2 separate regions of the Mus musculus genome follow, and region 2 is linked to region 1. A link is a loop called in an ENCODE intact Hi-C map of the cell type or tissue named here. Cell type or tissue: left cerebral cortex. All regions are shown on one strand.

Region 1 (2,500 bases):
GGTTGTACTAACCTCAAGACCCACACAGAGAGGAAGCATGCTGCGTGCTGCTCACAGGTTTCAGAGATGCACCGACTACCATGATAACCTGGAAAGTATGCCAAACTCTCTTGGTCTGCCAAAGGAAGACATGAGACTGACGTGCATGGCTGGTGGGCTGGCCTTCATCCCACTTCTGCTCTGGGGCATTATTCCACAGCTGTGGCTTGCCCTGCCTACCTCCCTTCAGGTAGTCATTTCTGGAGGTTAACCTCCATTCATCTGTCTAATTGGTGGTTCTGTTTGGCCAATAGAGTCTACTCTGCCTGTGACCAGAAGCTGGAAATGTGAGTGATCAGTCCCCAGCTTTGGCACACCTGATGAATGGCTCTGATGTGTGTATTCTGCACTGGGCTAGTGTGGTTGAATTATTACTTAGAATGAGAAGTTTTCTGACAGCACAGTCATTCTCTCCCTCCTTAGCATACCCATTATGTTCCTTCCTTTCTTGTCGTATGATTCATCTTAATTGTCAACTTGATTGGATTGATACTTGGCTTGGAGACATTGAAGGACACCCGTGATGGAGTTTCCAGGAATGATTAAATGATGAGGACTCTGACCTAAGCAAGGACTTCACCTTTTCATGGATTCATGGTATGATTGCATCTTTGGGAGATGGGAAAAGGAGGAGGTGGGGTCTAGTTGGAGGGAGTCATGACAATGGAAGGGCACCCTTGGGAGGTTATCCTTCCCTGGTCCCCATTACTTATTCCTGGCTGCCACTCTATGACTTCCTTTACTATGACATTGCTACCACACTGGACTGAGCAATCTGAAACCACATGTCATAAAAGAAATATTTCATTCCTGTCTGTTGTGTATGTCAGGTTATATGATCAGAAGTAACTCACAGACTTCTCTCAGCTCATGTGTCCTTGAACCTCTTATTGATAACTGCAAATTAATCCTTATTTTTGGATTCACTTGTTTAGAAGAACTCGATTAAAGACATGGGTATCCATCTGGAATGAATAGGAGGTCAGGCTTTTCCTTTCTTTTTCTACTTTTTTAGTCTTTTCTTGCTTTGTGTATTTGTGTATGTATGTTCATCTGTGTGCGTGTGTGCCACAGGAGAAGTGCAGGGGGTCAGAGAACAAGTTCAGGGTCCGTCTTACCTTCCAGCTTGTTTGCAGGCTCTCTCACGTTGCTCACTGTTGCATGTGGTAGGATAGATGTCCTACAAGTTTCTGGAGACTTGTCTACCTCTGCCTCCCACACTTGCACCGGAACACTGGGATTATAGATGCATATGCTACCCACATGTGCTACGCCATCCACCTGTCTGTGGATGCTTGGATCTAAGCTCAGCTTGTCAGATTTATATGCAAGCTCATTGCCTACTGAAACAGCCTCTCAGCCCTGGCTTTCTCTTTCTTGTGAACATAATTCATGTGGGCTTTCCAGGAAAATGGTTTGAGATAAAAAAGAGACCGAGCATCTAGGCTAAAAAAAAAAAAAGTCTCCTCTCACACAAAAGCTAAATGGCCTGGCCTATAAAGAGTCATCTTGGGTCAGATCTTCCTTGGAAATAGAATGAGGTCTCCAGAGTAAGACACCCTTAGAAGAAAATTCACCATAACCATTAACGGAGGTTTGTAAATTCTGGGACCGCTCTTCTGCTTCTGGAAGTTTGAAGTATGATATTCTTACTTTTATTCCTAAGGGAAAAGCTTGTATAAATCTCTGCTTTTAATTAACAACATGTAGTTAAACTAATATTGGTTCATTAGGTAGCATGACAATTTCTACTGAGGATAACTTTCAAAGGAAGGAAAGACCAACCTGATCTATGCAGGCTGTAAAACATCATCTTTCAAGCAGTTTAGCAGAGGCAAGACAAGACCGATTTATTTAGATCGTTAACCTCAGGAATTCACACCATAGAGCTGTTTTCAGGGTTTGTAGAATGGCTGCTTGGCTCCCATCCACGCAGAAGAAGAAACTAGGCTGGAGAGATGGCTCAGTCTGTAACTGTTGCTACATAGGCATGACCGCCTGAGTTCTACCTCCTACACCCACCTGAGAAAGCTGAGGTGACTTTGTTCTCCTGTAACCCCAGATCTGGAGATTCAGAGGCAGAGATAGGGTCTTTCTGGACCTTGCTGGCCTGCGAGTCTAGCAGAATCAGAGAGCTCCAGCTTCAATGACAAGATACTCTCTCAAAAACTAAGGTAGAGAGAGATTGAGGATGACATCTGATTAGGATATAGTCATATAGATGTGTATATATGTGGAAATCCATCCAAAGTACATACATTATGATTTATGTATCTCTATAACACTATACAAAAACGCAGTTTGAAAAGAAGCAAACCAAATAAGAAGCAGTATCAAGAAAGCAGTTATAAGCTAAAGATACAAAGAGAAAACAAGGATGAGGAGAGAGTAGGAGATGAGGCTTGTGCCAGGGTGTCAAAGGCAGAGTGAAAGAGATAGAGAGGTAGACTAGGAAGCCAGT
Region 2 (2,500 bases), 160 kb before region 1:
GAGTCTGGGCAGGAGGGACAGGAGTGTAGAGAGCCCAGGGAGAGAGTGTTGCAGGTTCAGGACAGAGATTGAGGACATCTGAATAGGAGCTGGACTCAGGCTATTGGGAGAACGGGGTGAAAAAGGCATGAAAGCCTCAGGCAATGAGATGTTCCATTTTAGTGTCAGAAGTGAGGAAGACCTCTGTTAGGAGAAAAAAAAAGATGGGGTCACAAGTATGTAAGCCAGAGCAGATCTTCTCCCACCTAAATATTGCACATCTATCTATTTTCACTTACATTGAGCATGTGCCACCACACGTGTGAAAGTTGGAGGATAGCTTATTGTGTCCAGTTCTCTGCTTCCATCCTGTGGGTCCCAGGGATTGATCTCAGATATGTTAGTCTTAGCAGCAAGCACCTTACCTGCTGATCCATCTCTTGTGCCCTAGACCATTCCTTTTTTGTCTTCATAGTTTGTCTGTAAGTCCAAAGAGCAATCCTTTGTTTGCATAGGGATAAAGGAAGTAGAGCTAGCCTCAATAGCTACTGACTTTGTGTCCAGTACATTACCTGTATTGTTATTTACATTGGGTTCATTCACTGTGACACAGTCCTATTTATCTTTATCTTGCTATTACTATCTTCCTACTTGCTCAACCTCGGGGGCTCATGCAAGGAACGGTGGGTTAACTGCCCCCCCATCCTTTTTCTCACCAGTTGCACCCCCACTGTAGGCCACATGTTGTAGATATTGCTTTTTGTTATTTCTGCCCTTCCAGTCCCTCGTGAGGGTCTGATCCCAAATGGCAGGCGCTTTTCCTCCCCTAAGCGACTTGTCTGACTGAGGACTCAGTCCGTTTATGGCCTAGGGAGGTGTGATGGGTAGCTTTAATTATTGACTCGATGCTGTACAGACTCACCCGGGGGAGAGAGTTTCATTGGGGGATTGACCTGCCAGCAGGTCTGTGAGGGATTCTCTTGATTGTTAGTTGAGGTGGGAAGACCTAGCTGGAATGTGGGACGCACCATTTCACCGGCCGGGCTTTTAACGGCATGAGAGCAGAACATGAGAGCAGAACGGCTGAGCGTGAGTAGGTAGGCAGCGTGGGCGGATTCGTTCCCTTCCGCTCTTGGCTTTGCATGCGTTCCTGCCCCGACTTTCCCTTAACGATGGACTATAGACTGGAATTGTGAGCCAAATAAGCCCTCCCTTCCAGCTAAGTTGCTTTTTGCTAGAATACCTTTTGTCACAGCAACAGATGCAAAGCCAAGAGTCAAGAGAATAGTGTTTTTTGTTTGCTTCATGTTCTATGCCAGCTTATACAGTTTTTCTTATTTAATCCTCTGTTCACCGAGTGAGGTTGGCATGGTAATCTTTGCTTTGCAAATAAAGAAAAAAAATGCCCAGCACTACCCAGCTACGGAAGTGACTTGGTCTGAACACAAATCCCATGAGTCCCTGGCAGTCTCTGGCCTCAACGGAGTCCTTCACAGATGGCCAGCTAGAGAGGAAACTTCGGCTGGTCTGAGAGAGCCTGCAGTGCCGCCCTCTGCTCCTAGATGGCGCTCAAGGCTCAGCTTCCAGGCCACACTAGGGGCTTCAGCCCTAAGGCTCTGTCTAAGACAAGCTGTGGAGTTTCTGCAACTATTTCAGGAAAGGAAGAAGCCTGTGTTGGAATCATTGTTCTGATTTTGTTTCCGTTTGCAAAGCCAGTCTTTCGTCTCTAAGCCTGCAGTTTATATGTAGCCATGCTAGACTGACAAGCTGAAGCCTGTGTGAGAGAGTGGGCAGACATCCCAAGTAGAAAATGAGGTAAATGGCGCTGTCTTCTGACCCTGTAATCAAAGTTGGCAAGACTTTGTAGATGTCAGCAGACCCTCCCCTGACCAGGGAAGAGAGACCTTTATCAGCAGAGGTGGGAAGAGCCTGTCATTTGGAGTCTGACCCCTTATTTTGTGGAGCTGGAGAGGAATGGCTGCATCACTGGACTCGGTTCGGGGGTTCCAGCGGGATTTTAAGCACCTTCTGCCTAGAGTGGGTGGGGTTAATGGGCACAGATGAGCGCAGCAGCTGGGCCCACAATGTGGGGAGGGACAGGAAGTTGGAGGTGCCTTTCTCTGTGGAGGCGGCAGTTACTCAGTCGCCTCCTTGGGGAGATGATGTATGGTCTAGATTTTAAAAAATCCTTAATGTTTACTTGATGTTAACTCCCAGTAAAAGAAAGTAAAAATGGTGTAGGTAAGGAATAAGAAAAGAAAAACATTAAGCAGAGTACAGGAGTCTTTGAGGGAAACTGAGGCGTCTTAGGTCAGTATCCCAGGAGGAAGGTAGACGGCAGCCAGACAAGGGCGTGCCAGCTTGGAAGGGTATTGGTAGCTAACTGGATGGATATTGGGCATAGCTGGCTCCACTTTTAGAGAAGTAGATGGGTGAGACCTGCCATTTTAAATTCCCATTTCCCCCTCAAAATCGTTCTAAGTGTGGGCATCTTCTTCCTGCTTTGTTGAGATTTGATCAA

What was found. A loop is a pair of places that touch in the nucleus more often than their neighbours do. Peaks named below come from ENCODE experiments on the same cell type or tissue, not always from the same donor. Only the 100,000 strongest peaks of a DNase experiment are listed, where the experiment ranks them.
Region 2: it touches region 1 in a loop (2.3-fold over the local background); 3 of 42 quality-filtered maps call a loop at or near these places.

Annotation. Positions count from the first base shown.
Region 1 is chr7:116,856,018-116,858,517 of GRCm38, forward strand. No RefSeq gene overlaps it. Among named protein-coding and RNA genes, the nearest start is that of Gm26054, 95 kb to the right of the region's middle. In left cerebral cortex, no CTCF peak of the experiment used is centred here; DNase peaks (open chromatin) are centred at 1,322 and 1,961; H3K27ac peaks cover 1,131 bases.
Region 2 is chr7:116,700,101-116,702,600 of GRCm38, forward strand. No RefSeq gene overlaps it. Among named protein-coding and RNA genes, the nearest start is that of Gm39074, 16 kb to the right of the region's middle. In left cerebral cortex, a CTCF peak has its summit at 1,541; DNase peaks (open chromatin) are centred at 1,129, 1,553 and 2,045; H3K27ac peaks cover 331 bases.